Regions from separate parts of the Homo sapiens genome. Here regions 2, 3, 4, 5 and 6 are each linked to region 1. A link is a contact called in ENCODE Hi-C or POLR2A ChIA-PET data. All regions are on one chromosome and are shown on one strand. The core of a region is the stretch at or near the end of the contact, and the rest is flanking DNA. Distances in the headings are between cores, read along the strand shown. Region 1 holds the start of EIF4B (eukaryotic translation initiation factor 4B). Region 2 holds the start of SLC11A2 (solute carrier family 11 member 2). Region 3 holds the start of POU6F1 (POU class 6 homeobox 1). Region 4 holds the start of DAZAP2 (DAZ associated protein 2). Region 5 holds the start of GALNT6 (polypeptide N-acetylgalactosaminyltransferase 6). Region 6 holds the start of NCKAP1L (NCK associated protein 1 like).

Region 1 (3,105 bases), core at 241-2,740:
TGCTCTGCCAGCTGAGAGCAGTGTGGCCTTAAATAATATTCCTTAGCTGAGAAATACCACTAGCTCTCTGCAGTACCTCAGGATGGAAGGAGACAACATGCACAAAAGTGCTTGGTCAACTGTCAAGCGTTACACCAATGAAAGATGTTCAAATGCACCTCAAATTTCTCAACATTTTCCAAAGCCAACCAAAACCCTTAGCTTCTTTGTAATAGAGACGATGAATTACTAGGTAAGAAATGAGCACCCAGAGATAGAAGTTCAAATAATGTTTTGAAGAATGCAAGGTCATGCCAGAGAAAACAAACTATATTCCTCAAACTAAAATCAATGCTACAAGATGTTGGGTCATCACTGCTTTTATAAGCCCATTAGAAATGTAATTAGACTTGCAAGGCACTGATACTCCCCTCCAAGGTTGTCTAAAGAAGTAAGCAACTCCAGCCATTAGTAAGCACTATTTTAAAAGTACCTGCTGGTAGTTGCACAGTTACCTTAAAAAAAAAAAAAAAAAAAAAAAAAAAAGGCTGAAATCTACCATTGGAGCTATCCAAATTCAACCAACATGGAAGCGCCGGAAGCGAAACCTGATCCTGGCATATAGCTGCGCTGAGTAAAAAATGCCTCCAATTGAGTATGAGAAAAAAGCCTAGAAGGAAATCTAGGTGCACACCGGTGCTTCTCCAACACGTGGGCGCACCTAACTGGATTCCCCACCCCCATCTAACGCCAATAGCACCAACCTCCAAGGCTAACACACACACCCTTAGAAGAATACAGGCACAGGGCCCACACTCTAGAAAGGGAAGAGACAACCTAAAAGGACATAAGTGCGCAACACAGGCGCGTTAAAAAGCTTCCCATCTGGGTTCTAGCGCACGCATTGAAGGCGCGCCCGTCTCTACTACCCTCGTGTCTCCTACCGCGCACGCGCACCGCTGCCTTCCCCCGCCCCTCCACCAACTCGCGCTCGCGTTCCAACTGCTCCCCCCCACCACACTTACTCCCCTACCCCCCACTCCGGTCCGCTACAGCCTCGCGCCTTGGAGACGTAGTCTAATGTGCACTCGTCCGCGCAGCAACCGCCTCCTTCCTTCCTCCACGCCTTCACGCGGGCACGGTGATTCACGTCTACGAAAAGGCCTCGCACCACCCGCACACCTTTCTGCGCCTCCTTCCCCAATTCAAGCCAGAGTCTACCATTACTGCCTATTCCAATCTCGCGCAGAAAGGGTGAAAAGAGTGTGAGGGGGAGGGGAAGGTGTCCTTCCCCTCCCCCCCAAACATCCAGAGGCAGTAACCTAACAGGGCCACGCCGCCAGCCTGCCGCAGCCCTCAATTCAGAAAGGAACCAGTGCCAGCAATTCCCCGACTTCAGGAAATCAGTGGATCACGCTCGGAGGGGGGTTTCAGAGCCCAGTCCTTGGCCGCGCTCGGCTGCTCGCTCACCTGAGGCCGCCATGTTGGGAGAGGGAAAGAGAACGCAAAAGACCCGGATGAGGCAATCACGTGATTATAGCGGGCGCGTCGAGCTAGGAGACGCGAAGCTGGGAGGGGGCGGGGAGGTGAGGACGGAGACAGGAGGCGGGGCGGCGCTGCTCTAGGTTCGTAAAGCTGCGCGGCGAGGTGGCACGCCGTCCGACGGGAAGACATGCGCGACATGTGGCCAAAGGGGCGGGGCCTGGGTTGTCGCGAAACCCCTCACGCTTTACGTAGGGCTACACGCGAGCGCGGGGCTGGAGCTGAGTCCTGGCCGGCCTCCTGACGCACAGACTTCCTGCCGGAAGAGTGGCGGGAAGGGCGGGGCTTCGCTGCTGCTTCTGCTTACTCTGCACGGAGCCGGTGATGGGTGTGGCGAAATGGATGTGCTGAAAGGGAAGATTCTGAGTTTAATGTACTTTTTTGAGACGGAGTTTCGCTCCTGTTGTCCGGGCTGGAGTGCAATGGCGTGCGCGACCTCGGCTCATTGCAACCCCCGCCTCTCGGGTTCAGGCGATTCACCTGCCTCAGCCTCTGGAGTAGCTGGGATTACAGGCGCCCACCACCATTCGCTGCTAGTTTTTTGTATTTTTAGTAGAAACGGGATATTTCACCATATTGGCCATGCTGGTCTTGAACTCCTGGTCTCAGGCTATCCACCCGCCTCGGCCTCCCAAAGTGCTGGATTATAGGCGTGAGCCACCGCGCCCGGCCTAGTTTTTAAAAGCCACATCAGAAATCACTGATTTTATTTTTATTTATTTTTATTTTTTGAGACGGGGTCTCGCCCTGTCTCCCAAGCTGGAGTGCAGTGGCGCGATCTCGGCTCACTGCAGCCTCAACCTCCGGGGCTCAAGCAGTTCTTCCACCTCAGCCTCCTGAGTAGCTGGGACCACAGGCGAGTGCCTCCAGGACCAGCTAATTAAAAAAAAGTCTTTGTGTGGAGACAGAGTGGCGGGCTTGGGGGGGGCGGTGTGTCTCCCTGTGTCGCCTGGGCTGGTCTCGAACTCCTGGACTCAAGCATTCCTCCCTCCGAGGCCTCCCACAGTGCCGGGATTACAGGCATCAACCACTGTTTGTTTTCAAATTACTTTTTGTAAAGGCAAAACAAATCGAACGTCTTGTGTAAGAATGGTTTTAATGAGGCATATTTAGACGGAATAAGAAGGTAACAAATGCTGAACACTTAATTGTCATGGGCTTTTACCTCATTTAATGGTCCAATTTGCTGACTAGGTTTAGTCCAACTTAGGCCTTTAGGATTTCTGAGACTAGGGCTATTCATGCTTCCCCTAGCTGATGTTCCATTTCATTCATTAAATGAAAATTTTTGTTTCCCACCGTGTGCCAGGCACAGACACTTGCGGGTACAACATGGAATAGAACTGTCCCAAAAGAGGTTATATTCTAGTGGGGGAAGGACAGATAATAAGCAACTAATAAAATATTACAACAAGTATTCTGTGAGTAATTAAAACAAGGTGGTGTAATAAGTTATTAGGTGCAACTTTAGATTGCCTGTCAGAGTAGACCTCTGAGGAAGTGACATTCAGACAGAGGTCTAAATTACAAGCTGCCATCCCTGGGAATGTCTTCTGAAGAGGTTTAGGAGAAGACAGGATGCGC
Region 2 (3,105 bases), core at 222-2,721, 2.0 Mb after region 1:
TTCACGCTCCTTTCCTCATTTCTTGGTCTCTCTTACTAATGAAATTTTCTCCTAGCTGTTTTTACGTGAATAAAGAAGCTCAATTACCTTTAATGCTGTAAGCAGTGCGAGGGGTCGGGGAGTGAGGGTGGCGGGAGGATCTAATGTTTTTGGTGGCTGTAAACGACATTGCAGAAAATTACGGTAATTTGTTAGGCCATTTATTCCCTCTTCACCAGTTTGGCAGTCTCATCTTCAGAGCAAAAGATACGGTGTGAGGCTGAAACTGGCGATAGAGTGGGATTGCTTTTGGGTAGGTAGGATGAAGTCTGGGGAGAATCGAGTCAGCTGGGCGAGGAGGAAAACAATTCACTACGGAGGCTTGGGAGGACACCTAAGGCGGTCAAACTGGCTGCACTAGCTGATGTTTCTCGGTTCCTCCCAGGTGTGGGGTGCTCTTGGTGGGGCAGCAGATACTATGATGTGGCTCTGGGGGCGCGAGGAAATGTTCCTTCCAGGTGGCTATCCTTTTTTTTTGAGACAGGGTTTTGCTCTGCCACCCAGGCTGGAGTGCAGTGGCACGATCTTGTCTCACCGCAGCCTCCACCTCCCAGGCCCAAGTGATTCTCCCACCTCAGCCCCCGAGTAGCTGGGACCACAGGCGGGCGCCGTGATGCCTGGCTAATTTTTTTTTTTTTTTAGACGGAGTTTTCGCTCTTGTTTCCAAGGCTGGAGTGCAATGGCGCGATCTCGGCTCACTGCACCTCCGCCTCCCGGGTTCAAGCGATTCTCTTGCCTCAGCCTCCCGAGTAGCTGGGATTACAGGCATGCGCCACCACGCCCGGCTAATTTTGTATTTTTAGTAAAGACGGGGTTTCTCCATGTTGGTCAGGCTGGTCTCAAACTCCCGATCTCAGGTGATTCGCCCGCCTGGGCCCTCCAAAGTGCTGGGAGTACAGGCGTGAGCCACCGCGCCCGGCCTTTGCTTGGCTAATTTTAAAATTTTTTGTAGAGACCGGGTCTCACTATGTTGCCCAGGCTGGTATCGAACTCCTGGACTCAAGTGATCCTCCCGCCTCGGTCTCCCAAAGTGCTGGGCATTACAAGTGTGAGCCTCCGCGCCTGGCCTGGCTACCCTTTACAGGATAGAGCTATACCTCGTAGCTTGATTGTCAGTACCTAACGTGGCGCCACGGCGAACTAGGGCAGGAATCTTATCTGTCCCCAGACTGCTAGCGGACTGGAGCTCCCCAGTCCAGGGGCTGTGTGGGTCTGGCCAACGCAAGCAGCAACTAGGCAGCATGCAGCTCCCGCCGGGTGCCCCAGGGGCCGCCGCGTGCCCCAGGGGCCGCCGCATCCAGACTCCGCGTGGGCGGAGCCTAGGTCCCTGGTCTGCGGGCCACGCATCCCGGCCGCTGCAGGGACTCCAGCCAATAGGGATGTGCGGCTGCCGTCCTGTCGACCAATCGCGGGGAGGGGAGGGCGTTAGCCAGCGTGGCGCTGGCTCCCGGAATATGGAGCCCTGGGCGCGGGGGCGGCGTGTCAGGTGGTTGCGGAGCTGGTAAGGTGAGGGGAAGGCAAGGTCAGGGGTCACGGCATTCCGCTCGCTGGCAGGGAGGGGCGCGGGGCGGCTCGAGGGCCTGTGTCGGGGGTCAGGCTCCGGGGCTAGGATGCGACACCGGCTCGCCGTGCGGGGCTGTGAGGGGAGGTGTGGCCAGGGAGGGCCTCAGGCCCAGAGTCCAGGACTGATGGAGTCGCGCCATTCAGAGAAAGACCCAAAGATGGGGGCAGGGAGGGAACGCCGGAGGTCGCGGGGGTCTCGCCCCTTCCCCGCCGCGGCCTAGGACACATGGCCCAGCTCCCAGCTGCACCGGATGGCGCGCCCGGCCTGTGTCGGGGTGCGCTGACCTGCTTCGACGCCTCGAAAGAGGCCGACGGGCACAGGGCAAGGTCTTTCGTGGCCTCTTCGTCGGCGCCGCAGGGGGCCGGGCTGCTCTCCGGGGCCTCCCGCCGCCCCGCTTCAACAAAAGACTCATTATAACCTAACCGACTTCAGGGAGCGCCTTCTGTGTGAATAGCCTGCATACGCGGCTCAGTAATTGTGGGTAGATTGGTTTTAAGGCTGTTTGTGTAGCTCTCAGGGACCCTCTGGATTCCAGGCTCCAATGAGCAGGGTTTTTCTACAGGGGGATATTGCACATATGTAAGTGGGCTGGATGGCTCTCCCAGCTGTGCGTTTCATGTGTCCCCACTTTTAAAGCTACCGCTTAAATGTGACATCTCTTGCAAAAGCAAAAATTATATGGAAGGAGAGTTTGCAAGGGGAGATAGGCTTCTAAAAACTTGCTGGCCTCAATTTTAGTGACTGTTGGTGAAAAATGGAGAAGCTATGTTTACACTGACTTCTGGAACCCGAAGCCCCACCAGTTCGCATGATTTCTTGGCTTTGTAAATCTTTGAGCATGTTGTTTGCCTCTTTCTTCTTTTGTTCCACGTACTTAAAATGGGGATTGATAATATCAGTCTTACAGGGTTGTTGGTATGAAATTAGTTAATAAACAACAAAGTACTTAGAACTCTTGATGTGGAGGAGTTTTTGTTGTTGTTACCTTCTTTCCCCTTAACACTTCTAAAGAATTCTAACCTTATTACTTATTCTTTGCTCAGAGTCTCATGACTTATCACCAGTGAACCCGCCGGCCTATACTTTCCATTGACATCATTAACTTTGATCTGAGGGTATAGTGTAGTTATATGTGACTAGAGGATTTCTGCTGCGTGTTTGTTTTATTAAATACGGTTGGAAACTATCATTATACTAGGTCATTTATTGTGATACCTGTGTTGGGTAAATGAAACCTGAAACCTTCGGCTGTTTATTTTTTCATTGGACAGTATTTCATTGACAGTCTTGCTTGGCCTACTCAGTTTATTTTGGAGCCAGTACTAAAAAGGCCATGATTGCAGCATACTTGGTTTCTCATGTTTCCGGAATGGCAGTGGGACTCGGGAGGGGAATTTCTGGGTAGCCTGGCAGCACTTCTTGTTAAGGAATGGGGAAGCTTCTTATGAATCTAATCTTACTCTAATGTTAGGAAATCAGCAGTGGTCCCTTGGATTACTCTA
Region 3 (3,105 bases), core at 301-2,800, 1.8 Mb after region 1:
ATGTGTAGCACCAAACCAAGTGACATAAATGAAAAGTTTCAACCTTCATGTGACAAAGTTCAGCAGCAATACTGAGCCCCTCCTTCACATAAAGAGTAGTGGGAAATACAAACATGAGTAAGTCACAACCAGTGCTCTCAAAGAATTCACAGTCCAGGGAGAGAAACTACAGGGACTACCGGCCAAACAAAAACCCCAAGAACTGTAATATCAAGCCACGCAGTAGAGTTTCACAGGGCCATTAAAACGAGTTCAAACTATTGTACAAGGAATGACACCTTACAGTTGTATAGAGCTTGCAGCTTTCAGTTTTTTCACATACAGGCTCACAAACTTAACCCTATGAAGTAGTCATTATAAATGTCATTATAAATATTATCCTTGTTTTATAAGTAATGAAGAAGTTAAATTACTTGCCTGGACGGCTAGTGGAAGAGTTGGGACTAAAACCTAAGTATTCTGACTCCTAATACATTGGTTACTCATAAATCCGCCGCCAGCAGTACCTGCTCACTTCCAGATGGAAACAGCAAGCTGATAACAGCCTAGTCCACTGGCCAGGTTAACGACGAGGCCGGGCCATTCAATGCCCTTCCACCACGAGGCCTTACGGAGCAGTCCCGGGGAGGACTGAGGCCTCCAACTGCATTCTCACACTGCCTCTAACCCATCTACCTCTAGCTATCCTCAGACCACCAAATATCGGGAGAGGGTGGGAGGGGGAACAGCCTAGGATGACAGCAGGTGGCCTCAGTATTGGGATCCACATTCACTGGATTTACAGAGCCTCCTTCCTTCCCAGTTCTTCTCTCCATTCCCACGCTTCCACTTTGGTCTTCCAACTTTTTCCTCTTTCAGTTGTCCACCACTTCTCCAATCTGCTTTCCCTCAGCCACCCACATCCACCCCTTTTCTGGTCCCCTCTCTACCTTAAGAAGCTGCTAGAGGTTTTTCACCATTCCACTGAACTTTGTCTTTCTGTTCACATTTCCTTGTCTACTTGGACAAGAAGGCCGGAAATCTGCTTTTAGACAACACAGCCCACGGCCGCCACCGGGTGAGAGACCTGGGACCCTTCGCTGCTTTGGCGCTGGGGCACAGCTGTTCAGAGGTTCTCCACGTTGGCTGAGCGATGTCTGAGTTCCCCCGCCTTTCTAGGGAGGGAGGGATAGACATAAACTTGACTTTCAACATTGAGGACAGTTGACTACCTAGAGGAAAGGCGGTGGCCGGGAGTCACCGCCCCAACCCTCAGCTGAAGGCCATGTGGCATGGAGGGTCCGGACTCCAGCTCCTACTCTGGCACCTTCCGAAATGAAACCACCTCCGCGGCACCTCGGAGGGGCTGAGTAACCAGACCCACTGACCGTCCATCCCTGTCCCGGGAGAGAGCCTCCGGGACCTCCCGCTCGGCCAGGGCCAGAGGGTCCCCTCCCCACCCCCACCCCTCGCTCCTGGCTCCCGTGCTCCCCTCCCTTCCCTGACCGCCCTCCCAGCCCGCCGCCCCCGGCGGCTGGCGCGGGCGGTGCAGCATGCGGCAAAGCTCTTTGCATAAATTATGCTCATGACGCAGCAGCTAAAAAAATCCAAGTAGCAGAAGGAGGGAAAAAAGGGGGGGAGGGAAAAGGGGGGGGTCGTGGAAGGGGGAACGAAGAAAAATATATACCTGACCGCCCCCCCACCCGGCTTCCCCTTCCCGCTTCCCGGCCGTCCCCTCTCCGCCCGGCTTAGCCTGCGGAGCCCCCTTCGGCTCTGCCCAGCCCAGGCTGGGGGCCTGGGGGCGGCGGCGGGTCCCGACCAGCTCCCGGGCCGAGCCGAGCCCAGCCAAGCCGCACTGGCTTCTTTGTCTGCGGGCGGCGGCCGCCGTGGCCCCGGCCCCGGCCCCGGCCCCCTGGCCCGGGCTGTGAGATGAATCTCTAATCGGTGGCCGCCAGACACCCGCGGCGAAGGCGGCTCGGGCTCGGGCTCCGGTAAGTAGCGGGGTCCGGGGCGGGGAGGGGTTTGCACGGAGGGGGAGGGGGCCGGGCAGGGGAGGTTTCGGGTTTGGTTAATATGCAATGCCCGTAATTAGCATAATTTATATATTTATGATAAAGAGAAAAAAAGCCGCGGGGCCGGGGCGGCGGGATGCTGGGCCGGGGCGGCGGGGAGCTGCGGGAGCGGGACAGCGCGCGGTTGCCCAGCTGGGGCTAGACACCCGGGGGCCGCGCCCTCGCCCGCCCGCGGGCCGCTCTGGACCTGGAGCGGAGGGGGCGGCCGCCAGGTGGACCCGGTGGGGAACCCCGACCTGGCCCCTCCCCGTTTCTGCCCCTGGAGCCCTTGTGGGGTGCGGACCACAGGGGACGCTCTGTACACAGAACCAGTGGCGACCAGAAGCGGATCCTTGCCTCTCTGGAGAACACGGACGCCTGGGTTCCCGGCGGTTAGGGCCAGCTGGGGCGGCCAGGGTGACCTGTCACGGTTCTCCCGAATGAACAAACTCCGGGACGACCGGTGGGACCCGGGGGTAGGGACCCAGGCGTTGCTGGAAGGGTGGGTCAGTGATGGGAGGGCCACCTTCTAGCAGAGCATGAGCACTTCATAAATATTTAATATCGATATTATTATTAATAAATAGTCATAATAATGGGCCCGATGCAGGCTCCCTGGGCAGGCTCACCTGGCAAGGCCAAGGGAGCTCCCAGCATACCCTCTAACCTCCACTTTCGCGGCAGAATACCCCACTCAGCCCGACTGGAAGCCTAAAACCTTCACAGAATAGCCTCTGCGGCTGGGCAGGGGGAAATCAGAAGAGTTCGGGAAGCATTCCTGGGCCAAAGAAAAGAGGCTCTTTGCAGAGATTTTTAACCTCATCTGCCCTTCCCAAATTCCTTGTTCCAAAAGTAGAGGGCTGGTCTTCAATTGTTCATATACATGTGTCCCATGCCCCTTATTTAGCAATCTAAGGCAGCCACCATTGACTGGCAGAGGCCTTCTGAGGAATAATTCCATATATTCCATTTTCATTCAAGTCCTGGTCCTCAAAGTGATACTTCTGTGACCTGGTACTCCGCTTATCTGCTGTAGAACTTCATTTCTTCATTAGTTCAACAAAAATACCCACTC
Region 4 (3,105 bases), core at 386-2,885, 1.8 Mb after region 1:
TCTGAGTAGGCAGGTGGAGCATCGGTATAGGGTGGAGCCTGAGGAAGATGCAAGGTCTGAGGGTATACTGGATTCCCAGGAGGCTGCACAGGGTAGGTTGGCTGTGTTGGATATTGACCTGAAAGACAAGAAAAAAATGAAGGTTGCCTACTACACAGAGCTACCAAAATGAGGCAGGTCATATCGGGTAGCTAACTTAGTGGGAGCAAGCAGAAGGGGATTTGCAAATAGTCTGCCCCAGAGGGCCTGATTCCTGGAACTAAGAAAATATGCATTGTCTTTGCACCCTTAAAATGGAAGGTGCTGGATTCTAACGAGACAAGAAAGGCACTGCTCACTGCTCCTACTAACATACCGAAGTAAGGGGTTAAGTCTACCTGGGCCCAAGTTCCCTCCGGAATGCAGGACAGGTCTGGGGTTCTGGCCTGCTGCTGTTCTGGCTTATCAAGGGTGCCTCTGCTCTAGGTAGTCTCCACAGCCTGTCTACAACCAGCCCAGACTTCGTGGGTAACAGCAGTTCTGATTTTCCTTACAGATTACTATTCAAGGTCGACTTCCAAACAAAGGGTGTGAATGATGGAAGTGAACCGTGAGACTGGGAAAAGGGTGCAGGGCTGAGGGGTGAGGAGGAATATCCTCACTGGAAAAGCGGGGGATCAGGTTTGGTTTTTTGTTTGTTCTGAGACGGAGTCTCGCTCTTTTGCCCAGGCTGGAGTGCAGTGGCGCGATCTCGGCTCACTGCAACCTCCGTCTCCTGGGTTCAAGCAATTCTCCTACCCCAGCCTCCCGAGTAGCTGGGATTACAGGCGCCCGCCACCACGCCCAGCTGATTTTTGTATTTTTTAATAGAGACGGGGTTTCACCACGTTGGCCAGGCTGGTCTCGAACTCTTGACCTCAGGTGATCCGCCCGCCTCGACCTCCCAAACTGCTGGGATTACAGGCGTGAGCAACCTCGCTCGGCCTTTTTTTTTTTTTTTTTTCTATTCCTTTTTTACCCCCTCAACCTATTCCTGCGTTATGGGAATCATGTTCCGACAGACACACTGGTACAACCACAGAAAAGGGGAGAAGTTCTGATCCCGTCAGCGAAGGGCGAGGGGGTGCGAAGGGAAGGAAAAGAGACCTCACAGGCCCCGGCCCACGAACCAACTCCAGCAATTCAGTAGTTAAGTTCGGCCCCGCTGGGGGTTCCGGAGCGCGGCGCCCCGCCTCCGCCGGCTCTCCATTGGCCTACGCGAATGCCTGCGCTAGCGCTCTATTTGCTCCTGCGGATGCCCATCATGTCAAGCCCCCCCACCACCCGAGCCCGCAGCTCCAAACTGCGCCACAGAGTTTACGGAGGAAAGGGCCTGGAGGCAGCAAGCTGCCGTAATTTGGGTATGACGAAGGCGTCAGGCGCAGCGCCCTGGACTGCAGCCGGCCAAGGAGCATGGCGCAGCCCACCCCAAACCTGGCGTTTGGTGACCCTGGGCTCCGAATCCGCTCGCTCTGGGCCAGCAGTACTCCCCCCGACGGCCTCTGCCACCCTCGGTCCTTGCCTTTGCTGTTCATGGTGGTTGCGGGTCCGGTTTGTCTCGGCGTCGCGGACGGTTATTTTTTTCGTCCTCTTCCTGTTCGGAGCTACTTCCGTGTCACATGATGGTCCGTCCGCCTAGCGTCACCCGACGCCCGAGTGGCGCTGCCGCCGGAAACTCCGCCCCTGCTCCGGGCCTCCAGTCGGCCGCGGGAGGGTCCGCGCGGTCCCGCCCACTCGCCTTGGCCCCACCCCCTGCTCGTTTCTGTCCTCCCCCCCCCTACCGGTGTCCCTCAGCTGGAGAAAAACCAAATGCAGGTATTGTCTGGAAACAGGATCTTTTCTCTGTTGGACGCTCGGATGCAGAACGATGCAAGCATTCCCCGGAACCTTTTTCCACCTACACGCATTCACTCAAGGTCACCTCACCTTGGCAACCTTCCACGAGGGGCTTAGATTTCTGCAAATTTGTCGCACTGCCTGAAATCGGCTCCCCACACCTTAGTTTATCATGCGTCCCTCCCCACCAAGCCCAACTTAAGCTTCAGCTCTGTTAAAATTTATTTTGCCACTCCAGCTCACATGTATCCTTTCCTGAATGAGACCTGCACTGGAATCTTCGCTGCCCTGTCTTCCCCAGGACAGTCGTTGCCTTTCTCACGTACAGGAAGGGGTTATGTTTTCCGTGCTGTACGCAACACCTGGCACTGAAACTGACATAACTGCACTACCCATGGAGTGTTTGTGGCCCTTTCCTTTTTTTAGCACCTGTTGCAGGTGACCTGTATGGTACCTCTATTTTTCTCTATGTATGGCTTCTCTTTCTAACCTAATTATCCTTAAGGGCAAAGATGGCATCCTTTAGGGCAGCGATTAAGTGTTTTCTTTTCTTTTTCTTTTTTTTTTGAGACGGAGTCTTGCTCGCTTGCCCAGGCTAGAGTGCAGTGGGGCGATCTCACCACAGCCTCCACCTCCCGGGTTCAGGCAATTCTCCTGCCTCAGCTTCCTGAGTAGCTGGGCCTACAGGCGTGCGCCACCATTCCTGGCTAATTTTTGTATTTTTAGTAGAGACGGGGTTTCACTATGTTGGCCAGGCTGGTTTTCTTTCTTTCTAAAAAAAGTTTTAATTTTTTCTTTTCTTTTTTTTTTTTTTTTTTTTTTTGAGATGGAGTCTTGCTCTGTCGCCCAGGCTGGAGTGCAGTGGCATGATCTCGGTTCACTGCAACCTCCGCCTCCTGGGTTCAAGCAATTCTCCTGCCTCAGCCTCCCGAATAGCTGGGATTACAGGTGCCCGCCACCACGACCGGCAAATTTTGTATTTTTTAGTAGAGACGGGGTTTCACCATGTTGGCCAGGCTGGTCTCGAACTCCTGACCTCAGGTGATCCACCTGCCTCGGCCTCCCAAGGTTCTGGGATTACAGGCATAAGCCACTGCGCCGAGCCTTATTTTTATTTATTTATTTATTTATTTATTTATTTATTTATTTATTTATTTATTTTTGAGACAGAGGCTTGGTCTGTCGCCAGGCTGGAGTGCAGTGGCGCAATCTCAGCTCACTGCAACCTCCGCCTCCAGGGTTCTAAGCGAT
Region 5 (3,105 bases), core at 587-3,086, 1.6 Mb after region 1:
TGTGGAGGCTGAAGCAGGAGAACAGCTTGAGACCCGGAGGTCAAGGCTGCAGTGAGCCGTGATAGCTCCACTGCACTCCAGCCTGGGCAGTAGAGCAAGAAAAGAAAAGAAAGAGAGAAAGAAAGAGAAAAAGAAGGAAAGAAAGAGAAAGAAGGAAAGAGAGAGAGAGAAAGGAGAGACAGAGAGAGTAAGAAAGAAAGAAAAAAGAAAAAAGGAGGGAGGCGGGGCAGCAGAAAGAGGAAGAAAACAGAAAGAAAGAAAGACAAATTTATTTAAATATCAAAACAAAAGAGAAACTGAACTAGTGGTAGAAGTTTCTACCATAGAAAGTTTTCAAATTATTGGCTATTTGGAGTCATGCGCGCTCCTTCTCTGTTGCTAAGGCCCCAAAAGATTGCAGCACACGAGGCAGCGCCGGAGAGGACCACTGAGCAGCACGGGCCCTGGCGGGGTAATTCCGAACACCGGCTTAGGAGGCGGGTTTACCAGGATTCTCATTCCAGCCCTGCCACTAATTGTTCAGGGTTCTCAAGGTCGAGCATGCACAAAATCACCCGGAGGGCTTTTAAAACACAAGTCGCCGGGCCCAACCCGAGTTTCGGAATATTTAGGTCTGCGGTGGGGCCCATTTCTTTTCTTTTCTTTTCTTTTTTTCTTTTTTTTTTTTTTTGATACGGAATCTCGCTCTGTCGCCAGGCTGGAGTGCAGTGGCGTGATCTCGGCTCACTGCAACCTCCCCCTCCCGAGTTCAAGCGATTCTCCGGCCTCAGCCTCCCGAGTAGCTGGGATTACAGACGCCCGCCACTACGCCCAGCTAATTTCTTGTATTTTTAGTAGAGACGGGGTTTCACCATGTTGGCCAGGCTGGTCTCGAATTCCTAACCTTGTGATCCGCCCGCCTCGGCCTCCCAAAGTACTGGGATTACAGGCATGAACCACCGCGCCCGGCCAAAATTTCTAATAAGTTCTCAGGTGATTCTGACTGGCGCTGCTGGTGGGGGATCCCACTTTGAGAAACACCCTCTGCTGTGTGAGCAGCTGCCTCCCCGGTACATTCGGAATAATCATAGTAGGTTTAAAGTTTGCTGGGGCTGGGATTCACCTGATACCTGGCACTTGGAGCCCTTGACACAGTTCATGGCACACGGAATACGAGCTCTTGTTGGATGGAGCACAAATGAGAAGCAAACCTGGGGCAGGACCCCGGGGCCCATGGCCGCCCCGCCGCGTTTCCCCCTCCGGGGCAGGCCTCCGGGCTCCGAGCGCTCCAGGCTGGCGCGCAGCACATTCCGGTTCCATGCACCCGCCGCCCGCGGCTCTGCTAATGCCTGTCCTCTTTGGGGTGACTAGGACCCTCCAATCTTTTTCCGCGCTGAAAGCCTGGCCGCAAAGACCGCACCCCCGGGGCGGGCTGAGACGCAGAGAAGCCGGGGCGCCCCTCTGCCGGTCCGCCGGGAGTTCCCGGGCCCGCAGCAGGCTGAGGACACGGCGGGACCCGCTGCACCTGGCCAGGGAGGGGCGGGGCGGGCGCGTTAGTGCAGCTGGGGGAGGTCCCGCCCCGGTCCCACCCTCCCGGCCGTCCGGTGGGGAAACCCGGGAGCCACCCCGCGGCGCGGCTGCGGCTTTGCCTCGGCGCGACAGGTAAGCGGCAGAAGGAGCCCGCGACCCTCTCCCCGGGAGGGCCCCCCTGAGCTCCCCGACTGCTCGGACTTCCCTTCGGCGGATCTCGCTTCTGCCGAGTCCTCGCTCTCACCTCCTCCTCCGCCAGCCTTCGCCTCTTCCTCTTCCTCCTCACTACCCCCGACAGTAAAATGAAGGGGCTGGGCCAGGCTGGTCCCTCCTGCCTTCGCTCTCTGCTGGTCGCGGTGGCCTGTAGCTCCTCCCTCGGTAGGACCCCCCTCCACCTTGGCGCTTACGAGATGAATGAGGAGCCCAGACCTCTGGAACTTGGAGGGGTGAGAGGGGGACAAGCCAGAGCCAGGGCTCCACACCCTCTTCCCCTCACCCACCCATGCCCTGCATTCCTTCTGTGCCCCGTCTCCCCAGATCGGGCCACCCCATGTGCTCTGGTACGGCAACTCTTGCAGAGAGGTTTCCTCCTGCCCTGCCACGTTGCGCCTGAGCAGAAGGGGACAGCAAGGAGAAGCCTCGCTGGTGGAGGTCGGTCTGAGCCCTGCTTGGTTGAATTCCCTCCAGAGCCTGGGGGCTTTTGGGGGTGGGAAGGGATCTGCCTCCTGCTGTGGGGAAATGGAATCTGCTGGGTGTTCATGACTGTGACTGTCACCGACTTCCCTATTTCCTCAGTTGTTCAGATTCCCAGGCTGACAAAAAGGAGAAACAGCTTTTACTTGCATCCAGGGCCAATCATCGCAGACCCAGACGTCTGCAGAGGGTAGGATGGGGCTCTTCTGTGTATGGGGGTGGAGGGTGGTCAGTTTGCCCACAAAGCTTACAGCAGACCCCTTCTAGCAGCCGACAACCCATTGCAGCACTCTCAGAAAGGATGTTAACTCTGTGCTCTGAGCTCGCCCCCAGGCCCACACACACAATTTACAGGCACTGGGTGAGGTTCATAGTTCTGGACACACCAAAGAGCCTCGAGGACTTTTGCGCCTTCTACCAGAGATGTGTGTGCACCACACAGGCCCTATTCTCCGCTCCAGACAGATGAGCTGTCTCCCTTCCCATCAAAGGAAAGGTTAAGAAGGATGAGACAGGGAAATTCATGTGATGATGAAAACCAGGTCAGGTGAGGGGTTTGAAATATGCTTTGGTTCCGGCCACATGTGGTGGCTCATGCCTGTAATCCCAGCACTTTGGGAGGCTGAGGCTGGTGCATCACCTGAGATCAGGAGTTCGAGACCAGCCTGGCCAACATGGCAAAACCCCATCTCCACAAAAAATACAAAAAGTTAGCCGGGCATGGTGGCAGGCGCCTGTAATTCCAGCTACTTGGGAGGCTGAGGCAGGAGAATTGTTTGAACCTGGGAAGCAGAGGTTGCAGTGAGCTGAGATCGCACCATTGCATTCCAGCCTGGGCAATAAGAGCAAAACTCTGTCTCAAAAAAAAAAAAAAAAAAAAAAAGAAAGAAAGAAAGAAAGAAA
Region 6 (3,105 bases), core at 282-2,781, 1.5 Mb before region 1:
CATTCTCATAATCTGTCTTAGGAAAAGGCAACCTGGGAACTAATTTAAAAAGCATGAGAGGCTGGGCGCAGCGGCTCACACCTGTAATCCCAGCACTTCGGGAGGCCGAGGCAGGCAGATCACAAGGTCAGAAGTTCGAGACCAGCCTGGCCAACATGGTGAAACCCCGTCTCTACTAAAAATACAAAAATTAGCTGGGCATGGTGGTGCACAACTGTAGTCCCAGGTACTTGGGAGGCTGAGGCAGGAGAATCGCTTGAACCCGGGAGGCGGAGGTTGCAGTGAGCCAAGATCGTGCCACTGCACTCCAGCCTGGGCGACAGAGCGAGACTCCGAAAATAAATAAATAAATAAATAAATAAATAAATATAAAAATAAAAAGCATAAGAGTAGGTCAAGAAAAAATTCCAAGACATTAAGCCAAGTATCTAAGAGCGAAATAACAACCTAGGCATTTTGTCTTGATGGGTAGAGTTTAATGCCTGCTTGGCCCCAGCACAAAGAGGAAGCTGTTTCCCCGCCCCTCAACTGAAGCCGGAAGGAACAAGAAAAGCAGCTGCTCAGGAGTTAGACTTTGTACAAGATTCAGTGTCACAATTTTGTTCACTATGTAAGTATCTTATCCCAAAGGGCATTTACAGGATTCATGGTGACAGAGAAACCGTGTTCCTGGTGATTTGTTTTATTACAAAAAACACAAAAGCTCCCTCCCCCAAAGTCCCCTATTTTCTATGCCAGGAACTCCCCATAAACACCCCTGTCTTTATCTCTTTACTTCCTATGGTTTGCCCAGCCCCTAGCCCACCTCTTGTCACTAGCTTCTTTCAATTCCTCAGTTCCTATTCTAAACACACACACACACACACACACACACACACACACAACCACCACAGCATGAACTACCCCAGGAGCAGCTCAGAAGACACCTACCCTTTTTAATCTAAATACCTAATTATCTATTTTTTTTCCTTTTAGGGAAGCACTTCCACAGAAAAGTTTTTGCCAGAGACCCAGCTTCAGATCTCTTCAGAGTGTAGAGGATCAACAATAAATAATAAAACCCAGAAGGTTGGACCCCAGACCTTTATCCAAGTCACTTGGAATACCACTGTTGTTTCCCCATCCCCACCCTCACCCCCATCCCCAGAGGAAAGCAGATGCCATCGTTGGGGCAAGAATCATATCTAGAAAGGGGAAGCCTTGAAAAGAAGCCTCCACTTCTGCCTTCCTGAACTGGCTGGCCTGTATAATCTGAGTGATTATGTAGATTATAGTCAGTGGAAAAGCAGTGGAAAAAAAGGTGGGAGTCTAACTGCTGCACCTGCCGCCTCAGGGTTCCCTGCCCTATTATTGTTGGAATAATCAGTACTAGTCCCATTGTTCATGCTTACCTTCTTGATGTTATACATACGGATGAGAACCCCCTGACCGCGATCATTCAGGATAGTGAGCTTCTCTGCTAATTTATGCTGGTAAGCAGATGTCAAAGACATGATGGCCACTGAGAGAGGAGCACCAGACAGCAATGTCTGATCTCCCCAAACACTTTCAGCTTAGATGGTGACACCCTCTGGCGGAGGGACCCAGCCTGGTTGGTGCACTGGTCTTCTGTTGCCTCTGCAATTGGCTCATGGGTGAAATCAGTCATTATGGCTCACAGGCCCTCAGAGCCTTCTTGTGCTTCCTCTTGCACACTCAGCAGGGGAGACTTCCTCTTTCTGGCTGTGCAGCACTTTTGGTAAGGCTATGAAGTGGGTGGAGCTGAGGAGAAGGACAGGCTTTCAAGGCTCTTCACAGACTGCACCAACCTTTTTGGTCTTATGCCCCCATAAGTGTCCTAGACAAAGCTGGGCGTGGTGGCTCACACCTGTAATCCCAGCACTTTGGGAGGAAAAGGTGGGAAGATCCATTGAGCTCAGGAGTTCCAGACCAGCCTGGGCAACATAGCAAGACCCCATCTCTATAAAAAATAAAAATTAAAAGCTGTAAGCTAGATAAACAAGTATCTACCACCCCACCCCTGTACACCTCTATATTTTCCTTCTTTTATATCCAAGAATGCCTATGAACCTTTGGCCTCATCATGTTTTAGTACCCAGATCAAATCCCATCTTCTCCTAAAGACCCCATCAATGTCAAATATTATATTGTATTATATTTTATATTGTCAAATACATATATTCCTTGTTATATGTTTATAGTGTACGTTGTATCTCCCCCAACTACAGCATAAGCTCCTTAATGACAGGAATTGTACCTAATACTTTTTTTTCTTTTTTTTTTTTTTTTTGAAACAGAGTTCCACTCTTGTTGCCCAGGCTGGAGTGCAATGGCATGATCTCTGCTCACTACAACCTCCACCTCCTGGGCTCAAGCAATTCTCCAGCCTCAGCCTCTGGAGTAGCTGTGGTTACAGGTGCCCACCACCACGCCTTGCTAATTTTTGTATTTTTAGTAGACATGGGGTTTCACCGTGTTGGCCAGGCTGCTCTCGAACTCCTGACCTCAGGTGATTTACCCGCCACAGCCTCCCAAAGTACTGGAATTACAGGCATGAGCCACCACACCCGGCCTCTAATACTTTTTTATATTTCTCACAATGCTCTACTACAGTGCATTGTACTTCTACAGTACATAATAATTCTCAAAGTAGTTCTCAAGAAGTACATAGTAATTCTCAAAATGTGATCCAGCAGCATCAGCATCACCTGGAAACTTGTTAGAGATGCAAATTCTTAGGACCCGCCCCAGACCACTGAATCCAAAATTCTGGGGTGGGTCCAGGCACTCTGTGTTTTAACAAACCCTCCAGGTGATTCCAATGCACACTCAAGTTTGAGAACCAGTGCTCTAGTACCATGGTATTTATGGATGCTTGAGAAACAGATCAATCCCTGTCCTCTGAGATTAGCATTGGTAGGTAGGCGAGTCTGTTGTGGGGCCTAGAAGTCTGTACTTATATAAGCACTGTTGTAGGAGGTTTTGGTACAAATATTCCATTCTGAAAAACACTGATCTAGAACAATACCTCTTGGACACAGTAGTCACTCAATAAATATGCTGGTTTATTTGTTGAATTATTAAGACTAAATTAGGAAATAGGCC

What was found. A loop is a pair of places that touch in the nucleus more often than their neighbours do. ChIA-PET counts read pairs that join two places held with the same protein, here RNA polymerase II (POLR2A). Pooled maps may share reads with other maps.
Region 2: a loop to region 1 is called in a map of CD8-positive, alpha-beta T cell, with 18 times the contacts of the local background. The contact joins the promoter of SLC11A2 here to the promoter of EIF4B in region 1. A Hi-C loop is called at or near these places in 1 of 168 maps with a recorded cell type or tissue (CD8-positive, alpha-beta T cell), 1 of 37 single-sample maps with no recorded cell type and 9 of 50 pooled maps.
Region 3: a loop to region 1 is called in a map of B cell, with 21 times the contacts of the local background. The contact joins the promoter of POU6F1 here to the promoter of EIF4B in region 1. A Hi-C loop is called at or near these places in 1 of 168 maps with a recorded cell type or tissue (B cell) and 8 of 50 pooled maps. POLR2A ChIA-PET finds 5 or more read pairs at or near these places in 3 of 52 experiments (CD4-positive, alpha-beta T cell, CD8-positive, alpha-beta memory T cell and activated CD8-positive, alpha-beta memory T cell).
Region 4: a loop to region 1 is called in a map of CD8-positive, alpha-beta T cell, with 16 times the contacts of the local background. The contact joins the promoter of DAZAP2 here to the promoter of EIF4B in region 1. A Hi-C loop is called at or near these places in 1 of 168 maps with a recorded cell type or tissue (CD8-positive, alpha-beta T cell) and 8 of 50 pooled maps. POLR2A ChIA-PET finds 5 or more read pairs at or near these places in 1 of 52 experiments (CD4-positive, alpha-beta T cell).
Region 5: a pooled map shows a loop between it and region 1 (8-fold over the local background). The contact joins the promoter of GALNT6 here to the promoter of EIF4B in region 1. A Hi-C loop is called at or near these places in 2 of 37 single-sample maps with no recorded cell type and 7 of 50 pooled maps. POLR2A ChIA-PET finds 5 or more read pairs at or near these places in 1 of 52 experiments (GM12878).
Region 6: a pooled map shows a loop between it and region 1 (11-fold over the local background). The contact joins the promoter of NCKAP1L here to the promoter of EIF4B in region 1. A Hi-C loop is called at or near these places in 1 of 37 single-sample maps with no recorded cell type and 6 of 50 pooled maps. POLR2A ChIA-PET finds 5 or more read pairs at or near these places in 1 of 52 experiments (activated B cell).

The regions. Positions count from the first base shown.
Region 1 is chr12:53,004,841-53,007,945 of GRCh38, reverse strand. EIF4B (eukaryotic translation initiation factor 4B) reads right to left here and starts at 1,490. Exons shown (of 15, transcript NM_001417.7): 1 at 1,450-1,490. The coding sequence starts at 1,462. RefSeq lists enhancers at 632-1,375, 1,376-2,119.
Region 2 is chr12:51,024,750-51,027,854 of GRCh38, reverse strand. It overlaps SLC11A2 (solute carrier family 11 member 2), which reads left to right and starts at 1,471. Exons shown (of 16, transcript NM_000617.3): 1 at 1,471-1,545. RefSeq lists silencers at 1,091-1,810, 1,821-1,880 and enhancers at 1,286-1,897, 1,898-2,511.
Region 3 is chr12:51,216,507-51,219,611 of GRCh38, reverse strand. It overlaps POU6F1 (POU class 6 homeobox 1), which reads left to right and starts at 1,550. Exons shown (of 11, transcript NM_001330422.2): 1 at 1,550-1,970. RefSeq lists an enhancer at 1,167-1,226 and silencers at 1,377-1,526, 1,727-1,886, 2,117-2,376.
Region 4 is chr12:51,237,356-51,240,460 of GRCh38, reverse strand. DAZAP2 (DAZ associated protein 2) reads right to left here and starts at 1,635. Exons shown (of 4, transcript NM_014764.4): 1 at 1,541-1,635; 2 at 1-118. The coding sequence starts at 1,553. RefSeq lists enhancers at 36-672, 1,389-1,638, 1,562-1,856, 1,948-2,585 and a silencer at 1,729-1,838.
Region 5 is chr12:51,390,137-51,393,241 of GRCh38, reverse strand. GALNT6 (polypeptide N-acetylgalactosaminyltransferase 6) reads left to right here and starts at 1,836. Exons shown (of 12, transcript NM_007210.4): 1 at 1,836-1,955; 2 at 2,305-2,392. It also overlaps a transcript of SLC4A8 not described here. RefSeq lists a silencer at 1,264-1,803 and enhancers at 1,489-2,073, 2,074-2,659.
Region 6 is chr12:54,496,178-54,499,282 of GRCh38, reverse strand. It overlaps NCKAP1L (NCK associated protein 1 like), which reads right to left and starts at 1,531. Exons shown (of 31, transcript NM_005337.5): 1 at 1,392-1,531. The coding sequence starts at 1,493. RefSeq lists enhancers at 1,340-1,399, 1,510-1,569.